Linked DNA regions of Mus musculus: all the other regions are linked to region 3. The links are chromatin loops, found by intact Hi-C in ENCODE. Cell type or tissue: left cerebral cortex. All regions are shown on one strand.

The links. Peaks named below come from ENCODE experiments on the same cell type or tissue, not always from the same donor. Only the 100,000 strongest peaks of a DNase experiment are listed, where the experiment ranks them.
Region 1: it touches region 3 in a loop (2.3-fold over the local background); 14 of 42 quality-filtered maps call a loop at or near these places.
Region 2: a loop joins it to region 3, with 2.3 times the contacts of the local background. A loop is called at or near these places in 7 of 42 quality-filtered maps.
Region 4: a loop joins it to region 3, with 2.6 times the contacts of the local background. A loop is called at or near these places in 15 of 42 quality-filtered maps.

The regions. Positions count from the first base shown.
Region 1 is chr6:71,587,463-71,595,462 of GRCm38, reverse strand. It overlaps Kdm3a (lysine (K)-specific demethylase 3A), which reads left to right. Exons shown (of 27, transcript NM_001038695.3): 21 at 847-940; 22 at 1,458-1,588; 23 at 3,271-3,390; 24 at 3,469-3,608; 25 at 4,629-4,805; 26 at 4,891-5,025; 27 at 5,748-6,493. The coding sequence ends at 5,828. Among named protein-coding and RNA genes, the nearest start is that of Kdm3a, 41 kb to the left of the region's middle. In left cerebral cortex, no CTCF peak of the experiment used is centred here; a DNase peak (open chromatin) is centred at 3,662.
Region 2 is chr6:71,618,200-71,626,199 of GRCm38, reverse strand. It overlaps Kdm3a (lysine (K)-specific demethylase 3A), which reads left to right. Exons shown (of 27, transcript NM_001038695.3): 4 at 286-441; 5 at 1,497-1,607; 6 at 4,753-4,855; 7 at 5,632-5,756; 8 at 5,990-6,062; 9 at 6,154-6,242. Among named protein-coding and RNA genes, the nearest start is that of Kdm3a, 11 kb to the left of the region's middle. In left cerebral cortex, no CTCF peak of the experiment used is centred here; a DNase peak (open chromatin) is centred at 4,020; H3K27ac peaks cover 829 bases.
Region 3 is chr6:71,890,669-71,898,668 of GRCm38, reverse strand. Ptcd3 (pentatricopeptide repeat domain 3) reads left to right here. Exons shown (of 24, transcript NM_027275.3): 8 at 214-329; 9 at 1,501-1,556; 10 at 2,677-2,764; 11 at 3,788-3,848; 12 at 4,297-4,382; 13 at 5,143-5,287; 14 at 6,150-6,200. Among named protein-coding and RNA genes, the nearest start is that of Snord94, 12 kb to the right of the region's middle. In left cerebral cortex, no CTCF peak of the experiment used is centred here; no DNase peak of the experiment used is centred here.
Region 4 is chr6:71,606,696-71,614,695 of GRCm38, reverse strand. It overlaps Kdm3a (lysine (K)-specific demethylase 3A), which reads left to right. Exons shown (of 27, transcript NM_001038695.3): 10 at 701-864; 11 at 2,680-3,191; 12 at 7,090-7,294. Among named protein-coding and RNA genes, the nearest start is that of Kdm3a, 22 kb to the left of the region's middle. In left cerebral cortex, no CTCF peak of the experiment used is centred here; DNase peaks (open chromatin) are centred at 4,516 and 6,739; H3K27ac peaks cover 1,942 bases.

The DNA of each region.
Region 1 (8,000 bases), 300 kb after region 3:
CAAGGGGGTTAAAGCTGTGTAAAGTGGACACAAGAATAGCAGGAGCGTAAAGATTCAGGACTTCAAGAGGAACTCTTTTTTTTTTTTTGTTTTGTTTGTACAAAGTTTATGCTTTTGAAGTGGTATATTTCTTCTAAGAATAGTTCTGAGTAATCCGGATCTGTAGAGTTCAGAAGGTGGGGGTATAGGGAAGAGGACACAGATGGTCCTTCTTAGTCCCTGTACAGAATAGGAGGTGCTCTCAACCTCTATCAGAGCAAAACAAGTCCTTTCCATTTCATTGAGTTTGAGCCCCTGAGAGTTTTGTTGCTGAGGGGAGATGGCAGTGAGTGACACTGGCAGTGGGCAGTGAGTGACTGCTGATACTTTCACAAAACTACGAGGAAGGCAAAGTCAGTCCAGCAACAAGCTTTGTGTGTTCAAAAACAGGATCAGTCTTTATTTTGCTTTCTCTAAGATACAGCTTTATTTCTTGTGGCCATAAAAATAAGAGTTGGCAATTGGCAGAAATAGTGAAGTAGTGTTTGTATGCCAAGTGAATTTTTTTGATTTTTGAAAAGGTTCAGATAAGCCAGGCGTGGTAGCGCACGCCTTTAATCCCAGCACGCGGAAGGCAGAGAGGCAGGCAGATTTCTGAGTTCAAGGCCAGCCTGGTCTACAAAGTGAGTTCCAGGACAGCCAGGGCTATACAGAGAAACCCTGTCTCAAAAAAACCGAAAAACAAAACAAAACAAGAAAAGGTTCAGATAAAATACTTTATTTGCAATATTAAGATATTAACTAACTTATCCTTTTTTGTTTCTGAATTATGAATAACAATTCCTTTATTCTGGTTAATCTCTCCAGACCGTTTGAAAAACGACAAAGAAAAAGAACCAATGGTGTTGAAACTTAAGGACTGGCCGCCAGGAGAAGACTTCAGAGACATGATGCCTTCCAGGTATGCTTTCAGATACAGATTGAGCGAACTCCATCCTTCACTTGGGGAATGCCAAGTTTCTCAGATAGCAGGAAAGTAGTTTTTAAGGAAGTATAAGACAGCTTCATGGTTTTACTGGTTCTGATGTTTTTATATTGTATGCACACCTTTAGGAGATAGGTACATTTCTAATGAGATGGAGAAAATAGTGACTTTAGATCTAGGTAGGAATGGTCTGCACATTTAATGTGGACGTGCCCTACCCTGAAGACTCTCAGGCTGGTTTTCAGACAGTCCTGGGATCAGACACACCCAGAGTAATGTGTCATCCCAGAGTCTAGTTCCTCTCATGAGATACTTTTCAGCTCTATAACCTGAAACATTCCAGATCATTTGAGCATACCTGTGTAGTTCTAAATATCAAGGCTAGCCATCTCTGTCTCAGATTTGGTCTTTTTTGTATAGAAGGTACAAATGTCCTAGTATACTAAAGTAGAAAGGAAGCTTGCTTTGCAAATTATTGGGTTTCTTGTTCTAGGTTTGATGATCTGATGGCCAACATTCCACTGCCTGAGTACACCAGGCGAGATGGCAAACTGAACCTGGCTTCCAGACTGCCAAACTACTTTGTACGGCCAGACCTGGGCCCCAAGATGTACAATGCTTATGGTAAGAAGGAAATAAAACATAGTGGAAATAAAACAAGATGTTTGGAAAAATGATTAGATAGAAAGCGGCTGGACACTGCTTTCGTTCTTGCACATTTCTCTATTTCTTGGTCACATGTGTGTGTGTTTTCATAATTGCAGTTTTAAGGCAGGTTACAATTTTATAGTTTTGTTTTCTACGCCTATAATTAATAGAACTTCATAATGTGTGGTCATTTCAGTCTAGGTGGATATCTAGGTCAGTTTTGCTATTGTTTCCCACTAATGTTATTGTGTGTGTGTGTGTGTGTGTGTGTGTGTGTGTTTTGCAGAAGTTATGATGCTATAGAAGAAATGAATATCTGAGAAGGTTTTGAGATCAGTTTCTGGCTTGGTTTAAGTATTTTAGCCAGAGGTAGAGCTGTGTGTCCTAGACACCAATATATGGCAGTGCTTGTAAAAGCTTTCCTTATGATTTGGGGTGGGGGTTGTTGTATATAATCTTGGTTCTATCTGAGTTGATGCTTCCTCAAGAGTTTAGAGTCTGGTTGTTTTAGCATAATAACCCATGCCAGTATGGGTAGGCTGTGTTAAGAGTCAGTTTATCCTTCTTTTGTTGTAACGCTCCATTTCACAGTGTTGTGCAGCCACAACAGCCTGCTGTCCCAGTTACTCTTTGGGCACTCTTCTTTGGAGCTTTACTCCCAGTCTCTTATATTTATGATTTTATCAATACATCATTGGGGGCTGGAGAGGTGGTTCAGTGATTAAGAGTATTGCTGCTCTTCCAGAGAACCTGGGTCAGTTCACAGCACCCTGATCAGCAGCTCTTACGCTAATAACTTCAGCTCTAGAGGGTCTCATAACCCCTGACTCCCGAGTATATGTACACATGTGACATACACTCAACACAGACCCAAAACACTAAAAAAAAAAAGATTTAAAGTATTTTTTGTTAATAGTCTGCTTTTATGTTTTAAGTAGACTGACTTTTCAGATACGCTTTCATGTGGCCGTATGTAACTTGTTTCATTCACCTTGGTTTTGACATGTTAATTCCTTTTTGTACTTGCATTTTGTACTTTTTTTTCCACCAGATAAATACCTTTTAAATTCATTGAAAGCTGCTATGTCTAGTACAGGTGCTCTTATGCTCACCATCCAGTGTAAACCACTGTCAGCTCTTTTATTATGATTGTCTATTCCATTGTCTTCCCTTTATATGTTCTTTTACCATTTTAAAGCACATCTCAAATTTCATTATTTGAACCAAATGCCCAAGGCTTTACCTATTTGTAGGGCTGTTATTTCAGCACATTGGAAACAAAGCAAAGTAGAGCTAGGTTTTAGGGTCCTAGGTGACACAAATGGAAACTACCATCCCTTAGTTTTAGCCCCTCTCAAATAGCATCCACCAAGCAAGCTAGAAGTGAAACCTTTCTCCAAACAGTACAGCCCCCTTTCTGAGGTTGCTGTGCTTCGTTTCCTACCCAGTACAAGAGGGAGAGTGCTGGTGTCAAGAGTGGCCACAGAGCAAGGTGAGCCTCCTCCTGTGGACACACTATGAACACGGAAGAGAATTCGGTGCAGTGGGCAGTGTTCCCTCCTGCCTGCAGGTCATTTTACCACTCTGATTTCTTGTATTCTTAGTTCTAAGCATCCTGGTATACTCAGGTTTTTTTCTTTCTTTCATTCATTTTTAAGGATTGATCACTCCAGAGGATCGGAAATATGGGACCACAAATCTTCACTTAGATGTATCTGATGCAGCCAATGTCATGGTTTATGTGGGAATTCCCAAAGGACAGTGTGAACAAGAAGAAGGTAGGATCTGAATATTGAAGCTGGGCTTACTGTCTAAGCCAGGATACACTGTTCACACTTGCTTTTTCTCTTATCTAGAAGTCCTTAGAACCATCCAAGATGGAGATTCTGATGAACTCACAATCAAGAGATTTATTGAAGGAAAAGAGAAGCCAGGAGCCCTTTGGCACATATATGCTGCTAAAGACACAGAGAAGATAAGAGAATTCCTTAAAAAGGTGAGTTGCTAATCTTGTGTCATGTGGGGGGAAGCATAAGAATAGCAATACTATAAATTCCCATACAGTGCAAATCCGTATCAATTGGATGGGCTGTCAGTAGTTGCTAAGAAACAAGGATTCTAAAAAAGGGGCGGCCTCGTCTTCTGTGTTTATTTTCAGTTTTAATGCACTTGGAGATTTTTGCTGCCTTGAGTTTGCCTGATCATCATATTATACCTTTTGTTGTTGTTAATACTGCCTTGAAAATAGGAGCATTTCACTAGTTCATGAATCAGTCCTTGGCCCCAAGGTCTCATGTTCTGAATAAATTGCTAAAGTCTCAATTGGTTTTGTTCTCATTTGGTGAGAGACTCACCTTAAGTGATTGTCATTTAAAGGACTAGCAGGAGCCGGGAGAACTCAGTTTCACTGTAGTTGCAGAAGTTATGTGGAAGTTCCCAGCTCTGGAAAGATAGAGCTGTCTCTCCTGAAACTTGTTCAGTGTTGAGGCTGCTGATTACAAACCAGGGATTTGTGACTAATACTCTGAAGTCATACCTGAGTCATAGGAACATTCCTAGCCCATTTGTGGTCCTGACACCAGGTAGGTTCTTTAATATCCAGTTGCTAAAAATCAGACTATTTGACTTCTGGTCACCATATTCCCTTAATGATGTCACTTTTTTTTTGTAGTATGGTTTTCCAGACACTGAATGTAGAAATCTTTGGGACTGTTTCATAAGTCAGACAGTAAATGCAAGACAAGTTGGTTCATGAGGAATCTGTTTACATTTAAAAAGAGGAGGACCTAAATATTGTCCAAGAGAGTACAGACTGTAGGAAGTGATAGCAGGAAGCACGGTTCTGTGTTTCTCTTGATTGCATTCTGTTAGTGAGCTTGAACACTATTTCTACCAGTGGGAACGCATAACTTGAAGACGGCCTGATGTTTATTGACTACTTGTATTTTGGGAAGGGAAAACACTCTTACTGGGTTTGACATTTGCTAAGTTGCATGCTATTTTTACTGTATTGTAGGTATCAGAGGAGCAGGGTCAAGACAACCCTGCAGACCATGACCCTATCCACGATCAGAGCTGGTATTTAGACCGATCGCTGAGAAAGCGCCTCTATCAAGAGTACGGCGTGCAAGGCTGGGCTATTGTACAGTTTCTTGGGGATGTGGTGTTTATCCCAGCAGGAGCGCCACATCAGGTCAGAACCTGTTACTAATTCCTGTTTATTGCCTTTCTGCTGTGATCTTGTGGACTTCTTACAGACGTGGCTTGATGTCTTCCAGGTTCATAACTTATACAGCTGTATCAAAGTGGCTGAAGACTTTGTGTCTCCAGAGCATGTTAAACACTGCTTCTGGCTTACTCAGGAATTCCGTTACTTGTCACAGACTCATACCAACCATGAAGATAAATTGCAGGTAAAAATAGCACCAGGTCCAGGCATTTGCTGCCTATGGCTCATGATTCAGTAGTGACCTTAGAGAGTCAGCCTATCTGGCCATGTCACCGTTGGGATAGCTTTCTACCTAGTCCTACCATGCGCGTGAGTGATAAAGCTACAAGGCCAGAGAAAGCCTCACCCTGGTCATTGCTTAGGCACTGAAAGTCCTTATCCCTGGCTTAGCCACAGCCAGTGTTCTGGAACACAGGACTTTGTACTGCAGTGCTTTTGCTACTTGTGGTTGAGCAGGATTGGAAGAACTGAACATTGGGATCAGATGGGGCTGTTGTTCAGAGACTTCGAGTAGTGGTGTGAATATGTGTGTGTGGCAGCTCACATTGCAATCCCAGCTTCACTAATCCAGAGTCTGAGGAGGGTTTGAAGGCCACCCCGAGCTATACAGCAACATCACAATTTAAACTAAATCAACAGTGAATTAATGCATATTGCTTCAGGTTTGAAAACTACAAGTCTGATAAAACACTGTATACTCATCCTTGGCCAAAACTGATTGTAAGTTCTTCAGAGAAGGATGGTGTAGGTATGGCATACTGGTCTCCAGGAGCCAGAGGCCCTCAAATTACATGTTGAGCATTAATTTAAGTTCTAAGAGAAGTTTGTGTATGTGGTGAAATTATTCTTGGTGAGAGATTTTAGGTTTTAATGAAACAAGTAATTTTTTTTCTTCTGTTGCTTTAGGTGAAAAATGTTATCTACCATGCAGTGAAAGATGCAGTTGCTATGCTGAAAGCCAGTGAATCCAGTTTGGGCAAACCTTAACTCTTCTCTGCACAATGGAGATGAATTATTGGCAGCTGATCAAACTCTTCAGGCAGGATTCCTGTGGACTTTGAGATTTCCTGTTACCTCATCTTCTTTTTTAAAGTACACCTGACTTGGGAGGGTACTGTCTCTAATGTATATTTCTAGTGTTTACAGACACTAAGTGTGTATATGTAGTAACTATTTACAGACCACGCATCCTTATACTGTGACTTCACCTAGATCTTCTACCAAGCTGAAGACCCTGCTGGCTCTGAAACAATCCTTGCAGTTACTCCCCAGCTGTTCGTCTGGACAGCTCATTCAAGTGGATTTTTAACTATTAGGGATCACTGCGAAGTTTCGTTGGATTTTATTTTATGTCCTTCAGAGCACCCTCCCCCACCCACTAGGGTCCAGAAGAGCAATGGAGGAAGTGACAGCTAATGGTGCAGTTCTAAATATATATTGCATAGGACTGGCATTATATAGCAGAAATAACTACTGTATAATTCTTGGGGTTAACCATCTTTAGTTAATGGAATTTTAATTTAAATGAAGCTTTGCTAATTTTAAGTGGTAAGCATTTTGCATTAAAATATTCCTATAATATTTTGTCGCTGTTCTTTGTCCTTTATTCTTTGTTTACTCTCTCGAAAATAAAAGGGCTAAACTATTGAATTAGATAATCATTTCTTAGTGACTAATACAGCGCTGATCTGTCCTGCTTTTGTTAAGAGCCATCACCAGTTTGAAAATGGGAACTAACCAAAACCCAAATAGTGACTGTTAACTGCTAGGGTTAGGACAGCTGCACCTAAAGTCCTCATCTCTGTGAAGGGACAGCATTGGTAAAGAAGGCTACCTTGTGGTCCCTCTCCTGGGCTGCAGAAGGAATTTGTTCATTAGTGCTAAGCAGACAAGGCCTAGAGTGTAGGTGTTAACCTTCCAAGTAATAATACATTTCTAAGTCTATCGAAACAGTTGGTGAATATTTCTTAAAAGCTCCTTTGTAGATTTGGATCTAGAAGCTACACTATTGCTTAGAAATCAGCTATGTCAGAACAGCAGCGTAGGGAAGCCACCTTCAAGCCTGCTGTCAAAGGTTCTCATACAGAATTACAAGAACTGTTACCCAGAGTTGAACTTACCTTAATGACAAAAGGCAAGAGCCAGCAAGAACTTTCACATCCTCATATATACCTGAAGTTAGATTATGAACTGATCTAGTTCTTACTCTGGAATCTCTAGTGTGTTCAAAGAAGAATGTAAGAAATGTGTCAAAGAAATTGTCAGAATGGCCATGTTTAGAAAAAATCTGCATGCAACTTAAAATGAAGCAGGATGGTTACAGTTAGAAATTCAATGTGAGAGGCAGCAAGAGGGCTCTGGTTACTTAAGTGTTTTTCCTCTAATGGGATTAGAGGAGGAGAGAAAGCCCCATACAGTTGTCCTCTGACTATTTCACATAAAAGTCACACATGTCCCATATCAGTTAAAATAATGAAGTATACAAGAATAAAGTTCTATGAATTACATCACGGGGGGGGGGGGACGGGACGGACGGGACTTTACATTGAATATTAGGAAACAAAAAGGATGCTAATTTTCCAGTTTTGTTTTTTCTTGTTTTTGGTTTGGTTTGGTTTGGTTTGGTTTTTCGAGACAGGGTTTCTCTGTGTAGCCCTGGCTGTCCTGGAACTCACTCTGTAGACCAGGCTGGCCTCAAACTCAGAAATTTGCCTGCCTCTGCCTCCCGAGTGCTGGGATTAAAGGTGTGCGCCACCATAGCTCGGCAATTTTCCAGTATTTTAACACATGCCATTAGATTGAGCAAACCTATCTAAACCAATAAGGATATATTTCTAAAATGTAACAACCTAAACTTTGGGGGAGACAGCTGAGTCTAAAGTACTTGATCTGAGATCAGATTCCCAGCACAAGCAAAAACCTGGGCATGGAAGTACCTGTAGCCCCAGTTTGCTGAGAACAGCCTAACCACCTTCTAACCCCCAAGTCAATGTCATATCCATGATAGAGAGTAATTTCTAAGACTTCTCCAAGTAGATGGGGACAGAAAGCACTTGTTGCAGAGGACCCACAGAGCTGCTTCCACTTGCTTGCAACCTGAGCTCCATTCACTGTGGTACCATTTATTTCTATCTTTCCCAGACAGACAAAGCACTCAGA
Region 2 (8,000 bases), 270 kb after region 3:
TCTTCAAGTTCATACTCTAATTAGCATATGTAAAACCCTTCTGTTGAGGGTTCTTTGCATTCTGGGCTTTCAGAGGTCATCTTGAGGGCACTGACCCTAAATGCTCTGGACTTTGCATCTCAAAGTAGTCTGAGAGCTAAGGCTTGATCCCTTTCTGATTATTTATCTTAAATATTGTAGGCTTTGAAATGGAGGCATACCTGGTAGAAACATCATACATTCAAGTAGGGTAATGGAAGCATACAACCTCAGCATTCATAATTGAGTTTGCTTTGTTGTGTTTAGGTGTGTGTGGAGTTTGATGGGGAGTCTTGGAGAAAGAGAAGATGGATAGATGTCTACAGCCTTCAGAGAAAAGCATTTTTAGTAGAGCATAACCTGGTTTTGGCAGAACGAAAATCACCTGAAGTTCCTGAGCAAGTTATTCAGTGGCCTGCAATAGTGAGTAAAACTTGTGTTTCATTGAACTGACAAATAGAGAATATTTAATCCACTTGGGGTGAAACAAAGGCGATATAATGTCCCTTTGAAACAGTAGTGTAATATGTCTAGCAGTGTGGAAGAGCTAGGGGAGCACTCGGGACCTTCTGCCTACCCTGGTTGGAGCTCTATGACTAGGCAGGTCCCATGACTTTTTAGGACCTTTTAAGAAATCAGGATGGAGGTAGAAAGTAGCAAGACAGGTCACACAGATCTTTGCTTTGGCTCGGTGGTCGGCATTTGAAGAAAATTGAGGTTTGCTGCTGACGTTTTAAAAAGTGTGGCAAGTGCATTTGACAGGCAGCACTGACTGGACTCAGTGGGCATTAATGAAGAAAGAGGATATGAGGAAGGCGGGAGTGGGAAGAGGGAGCTCAGAATATGTTGTAGCTTTAAAGACTAAACCCATAGAGGATTTCACGTTGCCTACATTGTAATTATGGAGCAAAAGTGATATATGGATCTGGAGAGGACAGCCCAGACAGATTGCATGGGACACAAGCTGGAGCTTGAAGGAGGAAGAGTCTGGTATAGAGTGCTTGGAGACGCTGGGAAGCAGATGGAAAGCTGCCAGATTGCGCAGGATGCTAGCAAAAGTTCAGATTTTGTTTCCTAGTGAAAAGCTACTATAGGTGTTTGAACAATATAGGGCTGTGGTTGTTCCACCCTTTCTATTTTTACAGCTAAGAATTTTCTGAAAACATACCCTGTCTCTCAGAAAAACATGTATATACTTCTTTCCCACATGAGTTTTTGGGAAATCATGAATCTGTAGACCTGTGTGTTAATAACTTCCAAATGTACATCTGGTTTAAATTACTGGGTTTAAATAAATGTTGTAATCTGGTGGCAGCATAAATGTTAGGAAATCCTTGTAGTAAATAAAAACTTAATGGCTTTGTTACTTCTTTATGTGTGGAAAGTTGTCAGTTCCTGCTTCCAGAATGATGTCAGTGTAGTTAGAATGACATAACAGGTTTTTGTTCTATTATTTATTTGTTTGTTTTTGTTTTCAGATGTACAAATCTCTTCTAGACAAAGCTGGCTTGGGAGCCATAACTTCTGTTCGGTTTCTTGGAGATCAACAAAGTGTATTTGTTTCCAAAGACCTTTTGAAACCTATACAGGTAAACTATTGGAATGGTATTTAACGTACAAATAGAAGTTCTTTTAATGTGAGAAGTCAAATGCTCTTATTCATTGCCCTTGTGCATATGCCTTGTAGGGAAGAAATTTAACAAAGTTGTTGTATAGCATCTGTTAGATAGCCTGTGAGTTTGTGCTCTCTCTTCAGAATTAAAAAGATAACGGTATCACATTGATGATGTGTTGTGTGGTGTGGAAAAAAGTAGGTGATATGAAAGTGATTTTTCAAAGTTACTGTTTATATAGGTATGCTATATGCAGTCTTCATTCATGAGTGCTTTGCCTATTTGCTCAAATGTAGCTATAAACCCCAGTTGCTGTTACCATTCATGGCCCTATGTGGAGTCCTGCACAGAGCAGTAGATTTCAGCTTCCTAATGCCAGTCTCAGCTGAAGTCACACACAGAGATAGTCTTCTGCATTTTTACTTCAGCTTTGATAATATAAAGAAATTTGATTGTGCAGCTTAGAAATGCTGTTTCTTTCCCACTCCATTTTCATCCTTTGCTTCTTTCTTTCCTTCTTTTTGTCCCCCCCCACCCCCACTTTGTGTGTGTGTGTTTATGTAATTTCATTATTTTAAGTGTCCTTAAATGTTACAATGCTGTCTGGTGCAGGAAAGTATTGAAGAAGGAAATATACATTAGTTTACTAAGTTTGGTTTAGCCATGATGCTCAAGGTTAATGGATCAGTATATACCAAGGAAGATATCTGTCTTTGAACCGATAAACATATAAGATAAAATTATTGCCTATTGATCAGTTGATGAAAATGTGACCAGAGGTTCATAAAAGCCCTGTATTTCTCCTTAGAGCAGTTGTTCCATGTTCCCTAATTCAAAGATCTTAGCAATTTGGTAGTCAGTTCTTACCATCAAGGGTAGTCACAGTGCATGTCCAATCAGTTTGCAGAAAGAACTCAGATCTTTTTTACAATAAAGCTCTTGGATCTTTCTCGTAGGTGATTGGTAATAAGAGTAGTTTTTATTTCTGGGCGTTGCTTTTAGAATTTATATCTTCATGTATCCTAGCTTTTCAGTGAAAGACTTCTTAGTTTTGTTTCTTAAGACTGAAAAATAGAGGTTGAAATTTTTATTAGTTCTTGGGAAAAATGCACTGTGGCTGTCAGCATAATTTATTGAAGGAGCTATAATATGTATGTTACTTTTTCCTAAAGAATGGTCAAAGTTCATTTCTTTATGGCATCATTCTGTAAAATTCTATGGTGGAGGATATATGATTTATCTGCTTGCTCTAAAGTAATATAGGTTGCACCTGAAAAATCCTTGGACATATGCAGAAGTTGAAATTGAAACTCTTGGTTTGCCTTCACATTGAATATGATAATCTGTGAATAAGAAAGGGTTTCTAAACCAGCTGGCATATTTGTTGGGCCCTAAAAAACTTCTGGGTATAACCTATTACGTACCCCACCACTAGTTAGCTCTCTGATGCTTTGTTTCTAAGAAGAATGAGACTTGTTTCTCTGCCCTGTTGGGTCGTGCAGAAGATGCTTTGAAGATCCAACTGAACCTCTAAATAATGGATTTCTAGACCTTATGGGTCTCAGACATCTTGTTCAATGAGAACTTAAATACTTGCCTACAAATTAGTATTCTTGTCCCTCTTTATGGACCTTGTTCTTATTTGTACCTGTTTTTAAATTTTTCATTGTGGTATCGTAGACTGTGTCTGAGATCCAGTACTTGACTGACCCAATGTTTCTCTTGATGTTACGTGACTTTCTTGCCTTCAGGATTTGTGAAACCCAGTGTTTGGTGGGTGCTAGTCATTTGACTCATGAAACTTACCACTAACTGAAATCTGCATTTTTGCCTCTTCCTGTTCATGTTTGAGTGGTTTTATAATGCTTTCTGAAACACTTCACTTAAAAAAGAAGTCAAACAAAGAAACAACAACAACAACAACAACAACAACAAACTTCTGGGTGAACTAGAGTTAGTCTGCCTCATTGGAGAGCCCTGGGCAGCTATCTTTGGGAGTAGGAATTGGAGATTGAACTGTAATAGCAATAAATGCATTAAGTAGTATACACCCACATCTGAATGTTCATTAGGGATTGAATGAGCAGATATGGAGCCTCTAGATTTTATCTGATGTTAACTTGGCCAAAGAAATGTAGGTTTTTTTTCTAGCATGGCCCCTTACTCTGTGACTAGTTGTTTACAGTGGGAGAAATGAGTGACCCATTCTTGGCTACCAAGTCATAGTAAATAGCCTGAAGGTCTGCTACTCGGGGACTCTGTGTTTAGCAGGTTTCTTTTTTTCCTTTGTCCTGTTAGAAGTTGGGTTTGGCAGGTTACTCCTATTGACAGTTTCTGTATAAATTTATCATAACTGGGTTTGCACGCAAAACCAGGGAACTGTGGAATAAGGCCAAGAATGGAGCGACTGCCAAGAACAGAGTGTCTCAGAAGAGGCTTACTCTGGAGTCTTAGGCTATTCATTCAGGTTGTCTGTTTGTCCCTCCACTTTTTATAACAGGAAACGTGCATTTAGAATACTAGTTAGATTTCATGAGTTTGTGTGAAATTTAAAACAATTTCAGTGAACTAACAGTATGTACGTGCCTTGTGTATTTTCTGGGTTTTCCCATCCAAAGGGTTTGGGATATAGAGTATTTTTAAATTTGGATTGATTAGTTTGATTTGTATATTATTCTCATAACCAAAATTACGTCATGTCGACTCCTAGTATATTTTTTGAAAACAAATTTTTATTAGTGTGTGAGTGTGTGCCAGTTGTGGTGTGAGTGCCCTTGGAGGCTAGAAGAAGGCATTGGAACGCCTGCAGCTGGAGCTGACAGGCGCCTGACACCGCCTCTGGCAACCAGACTTAGGTACTCTAGCAGAGCAGCAAGTGCTTTTAACCCCTAGCCATCTTTCCAGCCTGCTTCTCATAGTTCATTTATGTTCCTAACTTGGGTGATTTAACTTCATTCTGTTAAATACTTGTAATTGTTTGACCTATTCAGTTCACTGGAGTTGCAGTAGTTTGTTAGGTACAGTCAAATAGTTAGAAAATACTGTTTAATCTGATTGAACCAATTTGAAACATTCAACTCTTAACCTTCATAAACAACTCTTTTGTTCTTTGATTTTACAGGATGTTAACAGTCTTCGGCTTTCCCTTACTGATAATCAGACAGTCAGTAAGGAATTTCAAGCTTTGATTGTAAAACATTTGGATGAAAGCCATCTTTTACAAGGTATGTAAATAATCTGCTGTTGACAGTTCATGAGTTAGCCAGTGACAGGCCTATAAGAAGCGAGGATTTAGACTTTTCACTTACTTTCTATTGAAAGAAACATTTTTTTTTTTTGAAGGAAACATTTTCTTTTTGATGTTGGTAATTGGAAATTTCTTTTTCAATCTAAAATCTTTTTAAATTCTGTTTGCTGCTTCTTTCTATATGGTACTATGTGACCAACAGATCCTTTTTTTTTAGGCTAAAGCTCCTGTGATTTTGAGAGTTCAGAGGTAGCATTAACAAAACCCAGCTATATTTTGGCATAGACTTGCTGTATTTGGAATTTTTGTCATATGAAGTTGATATATTTGGGAGCTAGACAATGGTGTCTCATGCCTTTAATCTCAGCACTTGGGAGGCAGAGGCAGGAGGATCTCTGAGTTTGCGGTCAGCCTGGCTACACAGAGAACCCTGTCTCAAAAAATTATTAAAAAATAAAATAAAAAGAAGCTATTATGTGGTAATCTCTTTTTTCTTTTTACTGTTACTAGTTTCTCAGTCATCTTCATAGCTGTAAGCTTTTGCTTTAGTTTCTTTTTTTTAACCTTAGCTTTTCACCCCTTAGCAGTTTTCTGGTAGATTCCTGCGTTAGATTATTTTAAAACTTCAAAGGATAGTGAGTTCACTTTTGATGAATTGTTTAGTACTTCTTGGTTCCATAGAATATGGTAATGTAAATATATTACCACACCTAGGAGAGAGAATGGAATTCTTTTCTCTTTTTTTTTTTTAAGGTGACAAGAACCTTGTTGGTTCAGAAGTAAAAATTTATAGCTTGGACCCATCTACTCAGTGGTTTTCAGCAACTGTTGTACATGGAAACCCATCATCCAAAACTCTTCAAGTCAACTGTGAGGAGGTAAAAGCAGTGATAACTGATGTCATCCTACAGGGTAGGGTACTGTGCAAAACAGCTGTGTTCTTCATGCTAAACCCTCCTTTTATAAAATGTTAAAGTTAGAAACAAAAGACATTACAGTTGTTGTAAAATGAAGTTATTTGTGTGGTATCCTATTGACATGTTGCGTTAATTTCCAACTATTGTTCTCAACATTTACATTTCTTCCAGTATCTTTGTCTTCTTTTTTTAAGATTCCAGCACTGAAAATTGTCGACCCAGCACTGATTCATGTTGAAGTTGTACATGACAACTTTGTGACATGTGGTAAGACACACTGATTAAACCTTTCTTCTCTTTTTCGTTCTCACATTAAGTGAAAGAAGGAAGCCTGTGTATTCACTATTCTATATTATAGGTAATTCTACAAGAACTGGAGCTGTAAAACGCAAGTCTTCTGAGAATAACGGAAGTTCGGTTTCTAAACAAGCAAAATCTTGTTCTGAGGTAACTGATTTATTTTTGTCACCGTGTGAAGCATTGTTTAACTTTAATATTGCATGTTAGTCTTTAATAGTGATGGAGCAGTTTGTTCTGTTCTTCTGTGTTGTCTTGTCTGCTGCTGTTACAAGTTCCAGATCTTGGCCATAATTTCTATACTCAAGCAGATGGAGATAATATAAGTTTTGGGTTCACTATTTTGGGTGTCTAAAAGTTTCATTTTTTTAGTTATTTGGTTAAAATTTGCAGTATATGACAATTTTACTATTAGAATTGGTTCTGAAAGTCATTGAGTTGTGCAGTTAAATTGAAAATTTGTCTGGTGTGAGAGGAAGGGAAGAGCCTTAGGATTGTGAGAAGGTTGTTGAAATGGGACCCTTAGTTTGTGATGACTTGCATTGCTCATTTGTGACTAAGCATACAGATGTATTACCTTTTCTGAATAAATGGCTGATTAATTTTTGGCTCAAAAAACTGGCTTTTATGGATGCCATGTAAGTTCAGATGTTTTATTTACTTCTCTTCTGAAATATTCTTTGGGGCTGTTTCTCATTTTGTCATTAGGACCTGTTACAGGACAAATAAATTTTACAGTTTAGGGATTCAAATGCATGTGTGTTAAGTGAATAATTTCCCACATTATTGTATTCTAGGTTAGAATTCTAAATTGACTAGAATGATACCAAGCAGACTGCTTATAGGACTTAAGAGAGGCCCTTAAATATTAGGCTATTAAGGCATGGAGAATAAAGTCAAGGAAAGATCTAGGTAGGGTTCTGGATCAAAGGCAGAGTAGACTACAGCACCGGGATGTGCTAATTTGGGAGTCTATGGCCTTTCCTGCACCTTTTGTCTGTTCAGACAAGAATTTTGATACTTCATCTAAAGGTTCCTAAATCAAGGTGATGAAAACCTTTCTCTTCCTTGCAAATGTCTAGGCTTGAACCTCTTTAGTGGAGACTCAGATAGTTCTGGGAAGAATGAAGAGGTCATAGTAGAAACTAATTAGAAATTAATATTATGTGTCTTCATTTAATTTCAAATATCCCATGTATGAAACCAGAAAGCTGGTGTGTTTACTATGTGCTGGGTACCTGGAGGACCAGAGGCCTGGGGAGAGAAAGGAAGCACCTTGAGAGGTGGAAGGGGGGGTTCCTTAGGTTAGTCTTGAGTGTGTGATGTGACTTGGGAGTCAGTAATAGTAGAACATGGGCACTGGTTAGGTTGATGGAATTAGCTACTGTAAGAGGTTGTGAAGTGAGGCAGTAACCTAAAAGCATAGCATTAATTTGGCTTGGTGGAAGACTAGATGTTTGGGCTGAATAAGTAGGGGAAGATCCAATACAGTAACTGAACTGAAAAATGTGGATGTTTGCGCCTTGGAGCACACCAATTCTAGTTTATAAAGCTCAAATTATATGGTCAGGTGACCATGTATAGTATAGTACTGTGTACTTCTCGGTATAGGAGGGTCTGAGCTGGTTAGAGATCCTTATTCTAGAAGAAATGGATAATAAATCTTTTAGGAAAGAAATATTAAAGGACTATAAACAGAAAATGATTGTAGTGCTTCTTATGGTTATACTCACAGAGGATCTTGCCTGGTAATTCTGTGTTGTTAGAGGCTGTGTAAAAGTAGGTAGAATTATAGCCGTGAGAATTTGACGTTGGTGGAATTGTTGACAGTCTGTTATAGAAGTGAGTAAAGGCCAGTTGGCTGCATGCTACTTGTTCTCGAGAATGGATCAGCTTACATAGAAGTGT
Region 3 (8,000 bases):
GTGATAACTCCAGCTTGTGTCAACTTGATACACAAAACCAGCCATGGGGGGTGGGGTGGGGGAGGGTGACAGAATCAGCAGAAAACAATCATTCATTATGTACTAATTGGTAACATGGTAGTGGAAATAAGCCACCATCAATAGAAAAGCTTCATTCAGGAGGCTTTGGGTGTTTGAACATTTGTTTGCTTGTTTGTTTTCTCCCAACCACAGGAACCACAGTCTCTCTTGAAACAACTAATAGTCTTTTGGATTTATTGTGTTACTATGGTGACCAAGAGCCCCCAGCTGACTATCCTTTTCAACAAACTGAACATTTGGAAAACTTGGTAAACAAAATTAAAAACTTGGCTTTTTTGTTTCTAAAATAATATTTTCTCAGTGGGTTAGGGTTCTGTGTCGTGTCATAGTACTAAAAGATTTTATACTGAGGTGGCCTTCTGTAAACATGATAGGGACACATGAACTTGTTTTCCAGTCACTTCTAATCAATGTGCACTATACAAAATAGTATGTTTTGTTACGACAGTTTCATACTTGTATGTAATGCATTTTTATCATACTCCCTCCACCTTTACCCCCTCCTTGCCCCAGTGGTCTTTTTCATATTCCCAATTTATCCCTTTGTACGTTGTCTTTATGACGTATATGTTTTAGGAGATTGTACAGATGAGAAAAAGCAAGCAACGTCTGATATTTTTAATCTATAATCTCTAGTTCCACTGGTTTTCTTAGAAATGACATAATTGTCAACTTTATAGCTCAGTAGAACTTCAGTGTGCTTATGTTCCACACATTTAGGGGGGAGATGAGCCTAGGCCCTCCATATAGTAGGCAAGGACCGAATTGTGAAACTGTGTCTTCTTCCCCCACTTTTGTGGTTGGTTTTTTGTTTTGGAATTTTTTTGTTGTTGTTGCTTGTTTTGTTTTATGAAACAAGGTTTCTCTGTGCCCTGGCTGTCCTGGCATTTACTCTGTAGACCAGGCTGACTTAAGACTCATGAGATTTGCCTGCCTCTGCCATCCAAGTGCTGGGATTAAAGGTGTACATCACCATGCCCAACCCTGTTCTTTTGTTTGGCTGGTTGGTTTGGTTTTTGAAACAAAGATGTTGCTTGGACTAGCCTTAAATTAAATTCCACATGCCTTGGCCTCCCAAGTAGCTGCCTTGTAGGCTCCTTATTAGGCCTAGCTACTCATAGCTGAGTGTGCTAGCACACCTTTAATCCCAGCAGAGAGGCAGAAAGCAGTTCTCTGAATTTGAGGCCAGCTTGATCAGATTTTAAATGAGTGATTATCTGGAGATAAAACAAAGGTAACAAATTTGACTTTCTCAGTGTGCACTAATTTTCACACTAAAGGAATTCACTGTAGGTGTGAACATTTGGGGGGCTTTCCTTTGCCTTTTGATGATCTGATATTTAAGTTTTTTAAATTTCCTTTTTTGTTTAAGTAGCTTGCAAGCAAGCATTGTCTTACCTTTTATTTCATCTGTTCTAGGAAGAAGCTGCAGAGGAAAATAATCAAACATCCAAGATGGAGTCTGGTCCTTGGAAGTATGTTAAACATGAAAATCTTGTGTTATAGGAATTTTACAGTACATGAAAAATATGCTACATTGTCCTCTAGAGTTGCGATCCCATAAAATGTTCTAAAATAGAAACTTTTTTGTTCATTTTACAGATTTATTCCATAATCTGTCTTTGTATATTATATTTTATACCTTTTGCCTTTTTTGTTTTGTTTCATGAGACAGAGACTCTGTAGTTTTGGTTTTCCTGGAGCTCACTATGTAGAAGAGGCTTGCAACAAACTCACAGAGATCCTTGTGTCTCCTGAGTGCTGGGATTAATAGTGTGTGCCACTATACCTGGTTTCTCAGTTGCTTCTTTAAGATTCCACTTATATAGCCCAGGCCAACCTCAAACATGGACCATTCCTGCCAGGGACTGGTATAAGAAGTGTGCTGCATCACTTGTGGCTTAGACTATTATGTTTTATAAGATTGTTACCTCCTGCCAGCATACAGAAATCCATTTAGGGTTTGGCCTGGTTGTACTTTGTGTTGTTTTTCATCTGTGTATAGTTTAATTAGTAATGCTACCTTGAGATGTAGATCCCTAATTCTTAAAGATTTGATTTGATTGGATATATAGAAAAGAAAGGCTACCATTAATTCTAGAAATTCTAGTTTAGAGAGATGGCTCAGTAGTTAAGAGAATTTCCTATTCTCACAGAGGTTCCAAGTTCTGTTCCCAGCATCTTGTATGTAATTCCAGCTCAGGGAGATGTGACCTCCATGGGCACTAGCACACACTCAAACAGATGCACACACATGGACTTTGTAGTAAGATCTTAGCTAGTATCATGGGGTCTTCAGCATACAGATACATTTATACAAGGTAGGTACCATTTTCTTACCCTCTAGTAGAGAGGCAAAACTGCTCATGCTAGAATATGTCAAGACTCAGGATCAAGGTTACCTTGTGGAATTTTATTTTGGATGGGGCAGATTTCTTGTCATTCCTGATCATGGCCCTGACATCTATGACAGCTTAGGATCTTTAACCAATTTTGAGGTGATATGTACATTGCCCAAAACATTTCCAGAAAGTGGTGGCACTCAGCACTAGTTTTCTCTGTGCCTCCAGTTGATCTTTCCTCTGCTGTTTCTAGAGCACAAAACAATGCTGAGAGGATCTTCGCTTTAATGCCAGAGAAGAATGCACGCTCCTACTGCACGATGATCCGAGGGATGGTGAAGGTACCTTTCTTTGTTTATTTGTATCTTGAAGTTTATTTGTATCATTGAGTTTGTTCTGTTCCACCCCTATGCTAAAAGGGCTAGAAAATGCCTGGGATCACGAATATATGCAGAATGTGATATTTTGGGGGTCAGTTTTAAGCAAGATACCTATTTGCTTCATACATTTTTCAATAAGCATAACATGAAAAAATTATATTTTTTGAGACAGGGTCTCTGTGTAACCTTAACTGGATGGATGAGCATACAAGGCTTAAACTCCTGAAAATGTCCCAGCCTCATTACAGGTATTCCACAATACCTGGAAAAAAAAATTCTTTTTCCCTTTTCAGACACATCTCTGAAATTGTCTGTCCTGCCCTCAGACTCAACAAGACTTCCCAGAATAATTGGGATCCTGGGCATACACTACAATACTTAGTGGTCATTTTACGTAATATCTTTGTCAGCCTGTGTTGTCTACAACCTGTTAAATGAGATCCTGATTTTGTCTTTGTGTCAGTCCTCAAAAATTTTTGAATTTAGTAGCATTTCAGACTTTTGAATAGGGATGAACAGTAAACTTCATTAAGTTTTGTGAGTTTTTAAATTTCATGCATGTATTCATGCATCTGTCTGTGTTTAGGTTTATTATGTGAGTGAGCGGGTGTTGGGTTTTTTGGAGTTCCTATGGGAATGAGAACGCCAGTGCTTTTGGTTGAGCACCAGGCTGTCTTAGGGACTGAGCCGAGCTCCCACACTGAGACTGACATGTTAGAGCAGAGCTTGTAGGGAGCTTTCCGGTGTGTGTGGAAGGTGTCCAGGTGTACTGTCTTCCCCAGTTCTACCCATTAGATGTGAGTGACTTGTTTCTGCCTCATTCTCAGTTGTGACAACTGAAACTGTCTCTAGGCATTGCCAGTGCCTCCTGGAAGAAACCCGCTTCACTGGGATGCCAGCTTCCCAAGAGTAGGCGTCTTCTGTGTTGTGTGCTCACCTTCCCAGTTGGGGAGACTTTGATGATGTTCGCTTTTTCCTCTCCAGCACCGAGCTTATGCACAGGCACTGAACGTGTACACAGAGTTATTAAATAACAGACTTAGTGGTGAGTTTAAGGCCCTCACACCTCTGTCTTCCTCTAACGCAGTGGTTCTCCACCTTCCTGATGGCTGCAACCCTTTAATAACATTCCTCATGTTGTGCTGACCTCCAATCCATAAAAGTATTTTCATTGCTACTTCATATCTGCAATTTTGCTACTGTTTTGGATTGTAATGTAATACCTGATATGTGAACCCAGAGGTCATGGCCCACACAGATGGGGAACTGCTGCTCTTACTAAGATTCAGTGAGGTCTTTGGATTTTGCTCTAGTTGTTTTGGGGCTTGGGAGGGTGTTTTTGTTTGTCTTGTGCTCATAATTAAAACGGGAGTGGAGAACTAGTTCTAAGGCCTTACTGAGGTTAGCTAAGACACCAAGACTGACCATTATCTCATTTTCAGCTTTTATGAGGTGAATTTTCAGCCTCACGTTTTGTTACTTTTCCCTTACAGCTGATGTATATACCTTTAATGCATTGATTGAAGCAAAAACATTCATACTCAATGAGAAATTTGAGGAAAAATGGAATGATATACTGGTAAGCAAGCAGCTTCTTTACCTTCAGCTACCTTACTAGTAAAGGTTAACTTAGCATTTCTGTGGAGCAGCTCCTCAGAGCCTATCTACCAGGAGGGAAGAAAGCACTGATCATCAGTCACCATATACAGCAAGAATTCAGGAAGAGCTGCAACAGTTCACTGTAATTGTTCTTGTTGTAGGTTACAAAGGTATCATATGCATTAAAATTCTGGCCAGAGATGACAAAGGGAAAACACGAGAAAGGATTTTGGGCAGAAGTTAAAAGTAGAACGTTTTAGTCCCATAGTTCTTAGGTTATTTTATTTTGTTTGTTTTATCTCAGTTAGGTGGAAGATTGCAGATAGACACCATGACTTCTTGCATGGATGATAGGATGGAGAGAAAGAGGCTCCTTGGCCCCCTGACAGTGTTAGGCTTTCCTAGAGGGTGGGAATGCTGCCCGTGCAAGGCAGTGCTTAGTCACGGTTTGGGGGTTTTCTGATTTTCTTTAAGAAAAGACCTCACTGTGCAGCCCTTACTTGCCTGGAACTTGCTATATGAGCCACACTTGCTTTGAACTCACAGAGATCTTTTGTTTCTGACTCTTAGGTGCTGGATTAAAGGTGTGGACTGGGCTGTTTACTTATTAAAGCATATAGTTTTTAATTGGGAGTATGGTTGTTAATTTGTTTTACATGTAGCCACAGAATAAACTTTTCTCAACAGTTTTGGCAAATTACCTTAGATTAAAAAATGTTTCCTGTTTTGGATTCACCCAGGATCTACTGAAACATATGGTTGCACAGAAAGTGAAACCAAATCTGCAGACTTTTAATACAATATTGAAAGGTCTCCGGAAGTGTTACTCACTTGGAAGGATACCAGCCTTACAGATACTACGTGAAATGAAACATATTGGAATAGGTAAGGAATCCACACTGAAGATGAAGTGAATAGGTGGCCGCTGGGCTCAGCCACAAAAGCAGGAAGTGTCTTCATCCTTAACGTCAAATCATTCTGTTAGGGTTTTCTTACTGCATCTGTAACTTCAGGTGCTGTTGGCCCTTTGTATCTGTTGGATCTATCTTAGAATTCAACCCCAGATAAGAATGGCAGGAAAAAATAATTGTAAACAGTTTTTGGTCATTCAATCCTAAATAATACAAGAAGTATTTGCCTAGATTTTATGGCATATCAGATATTACTGGTGGTCTAGAAATGTTTTGAAGTACACATTAGGGTATGTGTGGGTTATATGCAAATATGTCACCATATCAGCATATAGTAGCCAGGCATCAGTGGGATTCTTGGTCTATATCCCCATGGATACCAAGTGGACACTGTCTGCAGCAATGGGCTTGCCTTATACTTGGTGTTCTCTACAGGAAATACAAGGTTACTTTAACATTTGAGAGACATTTTTTCTGTAGCTCTCTTGATTTTGATGGAAACTGATTGCTTTGTTAGCCAGCTTTAAATTCCATGACATTTTTCTAGCATGATTAGATGCTCTAACCCAAATTATGTGCTAACATGCTGTAGATACTTCAGTAATTACTTGGAGATTAGGTGGGCATTAATTGACTTCATGGTGCTTTGCTCTTCTCACTGATTGTATGAATATGACAAAGTATTGCTGTCTTTACGGTGATCTCATCTGCTTATGAGATGAGCTAAAACTATCTTCAGAGGAATAGAAATAGTAACATTGTGTTTCAGCTTTATTTTGGTTAGCTGTGTTTTTACTGGTTTTTTTTTCCCCCCTTCATCTACCTGGTAATTTGAGAACCCTCACTTGCAACATACCATCATATTATTCACCTCTTTTATCCAAGAGGTATGTATAACCTTACATTATCTTGATTTGTATATAAATTGACCATCTCTGTTGAGTTGTTAGAATTGTTAAAGTATCTGCTCTATATATGAATTAAGAACAGAGAATTCACTGGGCGTAGTGGTGAGTACCTTTATTTAATCAGAACACTCAGGATGGGGAGGCAGGTGGATCTCTGAGTTCAAGGGCAGCCTGGTCTACCTACAGAGGGAGTTCCAGGACAGCCAGGGCTACATAAACCATGTTTTCTGGAAGAAAAAAGAAATAAAAGAGTTCAGAGGTGGGAAAAAACAGTGACTGCTCTTCCATAAGACCCAGGTTCAATTCCCAGCACCCATGTGATGGCTTAAAATCATCTATAACTCCAGTTGCAGTGGATCCTAAGCTGCTTCTGGCCTCCAGGACATGCATAAGCAGACAAATACCCATGCACGTGAAATAAAAATAAATAATAATTTAAAAATAGAATTCAACCCTACATGGTTGCCTTCCTATAATCCTGCACCAGCACTTAGGAGGGAGAAGCAGAATCAAGGTTGGAGACATGGTGTGACTAGTGGTACCCTTGATTGCAATATAAAATACAAACTTGGAGAGGGCTATCAAGTGTACTATATCATTCTTGCACTACAAAAAAGAATAGGCAAGGTGGGTTGTAATTAAGGGTTTCTTTTGGTCTTTAGAACTGTGCTACTCAGTATAATCGCTTAGTAGCCATAAGTAATTACGTAGTTTATATTATTTTTAAAATCTTGACATTAAGTCTTACCATTCATTCTCTTTCCTTTGTGGGTTCTAAGAATCAAACTCCATCATCAGGCTTGGCAGCAGTTGCCCTTGTGTGACACCGAGCCATCTAGTGCCCCACAATGTGCCCTTTCTTAATCTGCCATCTACACTCTTTGCCAGTTATCTTCCTCAGTGATTCCTCTTCTCCTCTCACATCTCATATATGAACATATGCACCTCTGTAATCTAGATGTTATTTGAAAGAGAAATGTAATATTTGTGTGAATGTAACATAACTGTACTTAATATGATTATTTCCAATTCTGTTTTCCTACAAATGGGACTTAACTGTTGCCCTTAAAAAGACCTCTATCATGTATTTCAGACCTGCTGGCACCTGTCTATAATCACAGAATTTGATAAGTCAGAGCAAGCATGTTAGATGTTTTCCAGGCCAGCAAATGCTATATGAGTCTCAGAAAAGGGGATAGAGGGGATCTAGGAAGATAGGACAGCCTTTAAAATGCTTGTTACACAATCAAAAAACTATAGACTTTGATCTCCAGAACACAGGTACACACTTACAGTCCTAGCAGAAACAGGTAGGTCCTTCACCTTGGGGCAATCCAACTTAGCCCTTTTTTCCTTGACTTGCTCTTGTCATTGCATTTATTTTATCAAAGCACCAAGACAGATCCTGTTTCAAAAAGGCTTGATAGTTCAATGGGCTAAGTGTTTGCTTTGTAAACCTTGAGAACTTAAATTGAATTCCAGAACCAATGTAAAGCCAGACTAGGTAGTGGGCATCTAATCCCGTGTTCCACGGTGAGATGGGAGGACGGGACTAGGGAATCCCAGAAGCAGCTTGGGTAACCTCTGGTCCATGATAAGTCCTTGCCTGTGGCACTGTCTTGAAGTGTTGTCCCTTTGATGGTTTCTCTCTAGCAATTTTAGAGTGCTAGGTTAGGTCTTACATTATATTCTGAGACTCATTTTTGAATGAGTTTTTTTTTTAACACATTTTTTTCTATATATAAAAATAGAATTTTGAGGGCCAAAGAGATTGATTTA
Region 4 (8,000 bases), 280 kb after region 3:
TTGTTATTTTCTTATAGTAGAAAATTTTGTTTCTATAGCTAATATAAATATGTGGATCCAATATTTTTACTTTTACAAAGGTAAAATTATATGGAAAGGGAAGGGGGAAAATATCCTAGCTTTTTCCCATAGGCCAGTCATGACTTAATATTTTTTCCAGCTTGGGGTGACCTTTGTGATGAGCCACATAAGAACAAGAATCGTGTCCTCAATCTTTATTGCATTGCCAAGGCTTATCGTGGTACCCAGTAGGTTCCACTGCCTACAAGAGTCCTAAGTGGTCTGGTCTCCTGCCAATCTACGCAGTAAGTGCGTGGTGGGCACTCAAGTCATGTCCAGATGATTGCATGTGAAACAGCTATCATTGAAGCTGTCACCTAAAAGTTCACCTCTATGCATTACATTAATAAAGCAATTGCCACATTTCTTTCTTATACAGTAATAGAGTTCTGAAAAAGATCAGCTTGTAACCTTACAGGATTACTTAAGTTTTTTGAAAACCAGGGTGCTCTATTTATAGATATCACATAAGTCTCCTTGGTATTCAATTTATTACTTGTTTATTCTGCTGGTCTTTATTTGGCAATGGTATTGTGCTTACTTAGTATTAAACAAAGGAAATTACCTTTATTTCATTAACATATGATAATTCCCCACTAGGGGCTTTGTATTTAATGTCTGTTGGTTTGGTATCTTTTAGGCCTCTCCCAGTATGTGTCCTGTACAGTCTGTTCCCACAACAGTGTTTAAGGAGATCCTGCTTGGCTGTACTGCAGCAACTCCATCTAGCAAGGACCCAAGACAGCAAAATACTCCCCAGGCAGCCAATTCTCCACCTAACATTGGAGCAAAACTTCCTCAAGGGTGAGTAGTGCTTTGTTCAAAGTATTCAGTCATAGAAGTAAATCATTGTTTCTGTCTCTGATATTCCTGGGGTGTTTTCATGGGAGCTCCTTGGGACGGATTGACCAGGGGCCTTCAAGTATTAGAGGCACCCAAACATGGAGGAAAAGGGAATGAATTGGTTGTACGTAGAAGACTTTGATCAGTGAGGGTGTGAAGGAGAGGGCGGTGTGGTTACAGTGAGAGTTAGCCTAACATGCATTGAATCACAGTGATAGTCAAAATGTGGTTATGGAGGAGAGCTGAGCATAGATATATGGAGCCAAGCTTGCCTGTCAGGTCACAGGTGAAGAATACAGTGTGCAGCTTGGAATTTTAAAGTAGACTGAGGGAAGGCTCTCTTGTGAGGGAGGGAGTGGTAGCCTGTACTTGGCAGTTGATACAGACTTGAAGATATGGGTCAGTGACTTTAATGTAGAAAAGTCAGTTTGGAAGACAGCTGTAAAATAGTGTGGGACAGAGAACATTAATTAACTAGGAAAAAAGTGGGTGGCAGCCTGGTATAGATCTTGGAGACACTGCCCAGTGTTGGTTGCCTTGTGCACAAGTCTACACACACACACACACACACACACACACAAACACACACACACACAAAGACACGCATGCATGTACTCACATGCATATGTATGCTTGAAGGGTTAAACAGTAGGAAATTTAGTGATATCCAAACAGAGTTTTAATTTAAAAGTATAAATGAGAAATATTTTTCTAGGATGAAATTCTGGATTAGAAACAACAGCAGTGGCAAAAGAAATATTATAGAAATATTATAGAAATTGTGTTTGGCTAGGCAGAGAACTCTAGTATGAATTCCCTAATAAGTAGTGGGAGGGGACTAGAGAGATGGCACAGGGTCTAAGAGCACTAAGAAGATCTGGGCTCAATTCCCAGCACCCACATGGTGGTTCAGAATCATCTATAACTCCAGTTCCAGGGGAATCCAAGGGTACCAGGCACACAGGTGGTGAGGTGTACATGCATGCATTCAGACAAAACATAAAAAAGAATAAATCTAATAAAAATAATACACTGTATAAATATTGAATTTTCAAAGAATAAATAAAAATATTTTTAAAGCAGTAGAGGAAATAATAACTTCCCACGTATAAGCAAGTAATTAGTTTGTCTTATTTGTTTTGGGTCCTGGCCACTCATGGTGGCTTGTTATTAATAGCAGAACAAGTGTTTTATGCTGCCTGTGGTTTGTAATGTTAAATTTATGTTTCATATTTGAGGAGATTTCTATTTCTCATATACATAATATTTCTGATATATACTTAAAGCTTTATGTTGATATATGTGCCTGCCATGAGATTGAGTTTTCAAGTATTGGTAAGCAAGAATACTAGTTTTCTCTTTCAAATTTAAATAATTTTTGGTTTTGTTATATAAGAAACTTTTTTTCTGAAGTAGAAAAAGAAGACATTAAATAATTGGCCTTGTGTAGACTTTTAATTTGATACATTAAAAATAACTGAATTTTCTAGCTGCTGTATATATGTCCTGGTTCCATATGATAATGTTTGAGCAAAAGGCACTGTTCATTATGCAGTAAGAAGCAGGGGTCCTGAGCATGCAGGGAACGTGTAGGATTGCATTTTTCTGAGTGTGTAAGATACTTTTCTCAACCCCAGCTCACAGAAACCTTTCCAAAATTTTCTATCACAACAATTTTCTTTTTTCTGGCTGATTGCCATACCAACAACCTGTACCGTTTTTAGGGTGATAAGAAATAAGAGAGATCTAGATGCTACTTTTCCTACTGTTTTTCAGATGTCATAAGCAGAACTTACCAGAAGAACTTTCTTCCTGTCTAAACACAAAACCTGAAGTACCGAGAACAAAACCAGATGTCTGCAAAGAAGGATTACTTTCTTCAAAATCTTCTCAGGTTGGAGCTGGAGACTTGAAAATTCTGAGTGAGCCCAAAGGTAGCTGTATCCAGCCTAAAACAAACACTGATCAGGAGAGCAGACTGGAGTCTGCTCCACAGCCAGTCACTGGCCTTCCAAAGGAGTGCTTGCCTGCAAAGACTTCCTCTAAGGCAGAACTGGACATTGCCACCACTCCTGAACTGCAGAAGCATCTAGAACATGCAGCTTCCACATCCGATGACCTTTCAGATAAGCCAGAAGTGAAAGCAGGTGTCACTAGCCTTAATAGTTGTGCAGAAAAGAAGGTCGAACCTTCACATTTAGGTTCCCAGTCACAGAATTTAAAGGAAACTTCAGTAAAAGTAGATAATGAAAGCTGTTGTACAAGAAGCAGTAATAAAACCCAGACTCGTAAGTGTTTCACATCTCAATTGGTAAATGATATGTTTCTTCCCTGTGATAAAAATATGAGAATGACTAGAAATTTCCCCCTGCGGGCTGGTATACATTTTTATTAACATTTTAATGCTGCAGGGACTCCATACTCTGACTTAAAATGGGTTAAATCTTTTTTTTGGTGATTTCTTTGTCTTCATATTGTTGCTGTCTTTGTACCTGTGCTCTCACACAGGTAGTTCAAGTATATGTCGTTATGTTGTGTCATCCCTACCCCCTGTGTTCAACACTGAGCAGTTTGTAAGGTTAGGCCTTGGCGTACTCAGTTTTCAACCTAAGTGCTCTTAGTGCAGAGAAGATGGTACACCATGGTTCCTACTTCCAAGTTGAACTTTCCTAATCCAAAAGTTCATAACTGTTTTAAATTCAGAAACTGTTTGAGCCACCAACAAGATACCCCAAGTGGAAAAGTGGACTCTGACTTCAAGTGGTAGAGTTGTACTAGCCGTGTAGGCACACTAAGAAACATGTGAATTGTGTTTGGTCTTGGGTCCCATCCCAAGCCATCTCAATTAAGTATATGCAGTAGTCAAGCCCCAAGCCAGCAAATTGCCAGCACTAGTCATAAGCATTTTGGGTAAGGATTATTCACCGTATACTGTCAGTAGATGTCCATTCTAATAAGGGCATCGTAATCAGAAGTGCTGCTACTATGATTAGAAGATCAAAAGGACCGCAGCACGTCAGAAGGTCCAGAGCTCTTACAGGAAGGTAACCTTTGACACCTGACTTGTTACTACTTAAAAACGTCAGTGTGGATTTTATAAAGTTATTTAAACCCTTGAAATGAACAACAAACTCCATTCAGAAAAAAGCAAAACAACTACAGTGTCAGCGAGGTGGCTCAGTTGGGTAAAGATGTCTGCTGCCAAGCCTGATGACCCAGAAGCCACATGTTGGTGGGAGACTGATTCCCTTGTTGTCCTTTGAGCTCTAGGTGTGCTGAGATGCATGACAGCACAACCAGACCCACACTAATGTGAGAGGCTTCTGACAGCAGAAGGCAGAATGGTTAGGTTGACTGGTGAATCTTTTTTGTCTAGTGTTGGTTAAAATAGAGAAATCCTTTGCCTAGGGATTCTTCCAACCCAGCTTTGTCATTCTTGAGGTTCAGGTTAGATAGAGCAGTTAGTTTGCATAAAGTTAATTACGTAAAATACATAGTTTCTTAGGAGTTATGTAATTCCCAAGAGAAAGTGAATATTCATAACCACGTATCTGTTCTATTTATGCTTTTTGAGTCATCAGTCCTCACAGCTCGTTTTTGAAGCAAGTCATTTTAGTTTCTGTGAAGAGGCAGTGAAAATCCTAGTTGAGTAAACACGTGGCAGGTACCTGAGTAGGCTGCGGAGTTGAGCTTTATCTCTGCAGTGCAGCTGCCCCTTACTTATCTGGACTAGAATGGGGTCAGCAGCCAACTAGGATCGCTGCGTTGTGCCCACTGCAGTTACCTGTGGAAACAGAAAGACTCTGGAAAAGGATTCTGTTCCCTTGCTTTGCTTAGGGGCTGCAAAGGCAAAAGCCACCTACAATCAAGTACCTGTCTTTGTGTTCAGTTTGGCACCTCAGAAATGTGCTTTGGCACCGGGCAGTGGTGGCGCACGCCTTTAATCCCGGCACTTGGGAGGCAGAGGCAGGTGGATTTCTGAGTTCGAAGCCAGCCTGGTCTACAGAGTGAGTTCCAAGACAGCCAGGGCTGTCTCTAAAAACCAAAACAAAAAAGACAAAAAAAAAAAAAAAAAACCCAGAAATGTGCTTTGGCGCTTTTTCTCTTCTCTCTACCTAAGAGATTGCTGTCCTTATTAAGCTCCATTTGGACAGTTTAATGTAATGACCTGTCCTTTTAAGCCAGGTCAAATAAAATAAGCTTTGGATTTCACCCACCTATATATAATATGTGGATACCTGGCCAACTCTAAAAAGATGGTGTCTTTCAGTATCTGAGTAATTAAAATTGTATCACTGCTTCTATTTTTTTGTGTTACAGGATATTTGATTATTGTATGTAGAAAACCTAATTGTAAAATATAAAAAGCTTAGTTAGTCTGATACAGTTGGGTGTGTCCCAGAGAGAAGCAATTTGGGTGTGCCTCTAAAAGTCTTCATAGAAAAGAATGCTAAAGAATGGAAATTTCCTGCCTATTTTAAGGCAAATTGCTTGGGGGAACTTAGGGAGAGTTCTGGTCTTTATGACTGGAGGCAAAAATTTGCTGGATGGCCTGGAGCTGCCCCTCCTTATAGGTGAAATGGTTTGGCCCCTACTGCCTTGGCTTAGAGCCCCCTCTCTCACCCACCCCCCACCCCACCATAAAGGTGACTCAGTCCAGCCTGCCAAGGGTGTAGGGGAGGAGCTAGAGACTTCTTTTGTAACAGTTGGACCTTTGAGATCTTTCTGGCCTTGGCTCTCCCTCTATGTTTTGGGGGGACTGGAAGAACATCATGGAAGGAGCTCCTGGTAAGAAACAGCCATTGGTCGGGGCACAAGGTGAAGCAGTCTGCTAGGAAAGAGCTAAGGAGGCCTCTCAGGTTTGAAGGAACTTAAGAGAAAGACTGACTCCATAGAATGACACAGATAGGAAGATTTCTAAAGAGCTAGCAGCTTAGTTGTAGTTGTAGCATCAGGCTTGTAATTAGATATTTTGTATATAGTTAAGAAAGTTATCTCGATGAACTATCATGTTTTTAATCTTAAAGACACCTGTGTTTTAATTAGTATAAATATTAGTTAAACTGTTACATACTACAATTTTTCCCTCTTTTGCTCTCTTTCACTCATAATATAAATGTTCATTGGAGTGAGGACTGACAGCATTGTTTAGCACTTTATAGTGTGCTTTTGTTTTGAGTTTATTTTTGTCTAAGAACTCATATACCCCAACTCCTTCTGGACCCCTAGGGAAGGTCTTTTTCTGTGAGACACTTCCGAAGTCTCTTGGGGTATGGATGTTCTCCTGCGTTATTTGGGTGACCACAGTAACTGATTCTCTTTGTTGCTGTGACAGTTCTACCTTTTCCTTTAGAAACTACATTAACATTCCCTTTTATAATTCTTATGCCAATTACCATTGACACAACATAGAACCTGAGTTTACTTAGGGTTTTGTTTTTTTGTTTTTTTGTTTGTTTTTTGAGACAGGGTTTCTCTGTATAGCCCTGGCTGTCCTGGAACTCACTTTGTGAACCAGGCTGGCCTCAAACTCAGAAATCCGCCTGCCTCTGCCTCCCAAGTGCTGGGATTAAAGGCGTGTGCCACCACGCCCGGCTAGGGTTTTGTTTTTAACCAGTGCTCTTAATCCTATAAAAGGAGGTTGCACATGCACCAAGGGTAAGGCAGGTGATCCCTCGGGAAGGCATTTATAAAATAGCTTTTACTTTGTGGACTAGGAGGAAAACAATTAGGTTCTTATTTTGAATAGCTTTTGATAAGGTTGTTTTATGAAAAATATTTTAACTAGTTTTTTGAGCATGCAGATGGATCAACAGAGCTGTCTTTTGCAGAGGCAGGCCTGTGGGCGTAACCGAACCCTGCAGTGACTGTACTGAGTTTGATTTAGAGGAGGTCTCCTGGCAGGTTGCTTTCAACTAGCCTGTAGTTGTAAATCTGGCTGTTGAATTTGGTGGTTTGGTTGGCCACATTTTTGTTGTTTGTTTCTTTGTTTACAAAGATCAGAACTTTGCTAGTTGTTGCTTTGATTATCTTTTCTTGGACTATTTTTCAGAAATTTTAGCTGAACCAAAAATAGAAGTGTCTTTACTTTGGGAATGTTGACTCTTACTTTCCTAGAATTAAGCCAAATATTGATGTTCTATTCAGAGATGTGAAAATTTTATTTCCACTTTCTTACTTTCCTAGCCCCAGCCCGGAAGTCAGTTTTGACAGACCCAGATAAAGTCAGGAAGCTGCAGCAGAGCGGAGAGGCCTTTGTTCAGGATGACTCCTGTGTTAACATCGTGGCACAGCTGCCCAAGTGTCGGGAGTGTCGACTAGACAGCCTGCGCAAGGATAAGGACCAGCAGAAGGACTCTCCTGTGTTTTGTCGCTTTTTCCACTTCAGGAGGTAAGGCATTTGTTAGGAAAGACTAAGGTAGTCTGGTCTCTGCATACTTTTTCTTCTCAACAGGACATCTAGAATATAGAAATTATATTTTTTGTGTTTGATAATGTAGACTTTTCTGTATCTTATTCTGTATCTTATTCTTTTACGCTTTTCCTCATACACCCCAGGCTAGCCTCAAACTGTGTATAGCCAAGGATGACCTCAAACTCCCAGTCTTTCTATCTCTGGTTCCAGAGTACTGGGATTTCCAGGCATGTGAAACCACACTTGACTTAATAAGGTGCTGAGAAGAGAATCTAGTGCATGCTAAACCTAAGCATTCTACAAACTAATTTAAATCCCCAGACCTCTGTATATGTATTTATATACTGAGCTAAATCCCCAGCCCTCTTTATATATACTAAGCTAAACCCCCAACTCCTTTTTATATATATAGCAAAAAACATATTAAAAGTACAAACTTTTCAGATAGTTTTCATAGAAAAATACCCAGGTAATTTTAATGTTTTGGTCAGGAAGTTTGTTTGGGCACACTTAATTGGTGTATTGTATAAGCTGTTTTGAATCTTCACCAAAGTATAAGAAGGAGTATCCATCTTCTGCAAATATTTTGGATTTCTGTACCGTATGCATTAGAATTATTATATAGCACTGTGTCTCAGGTGATCAGTTTGTTGCACACACCTCTGACCCTGTATTCTGATGG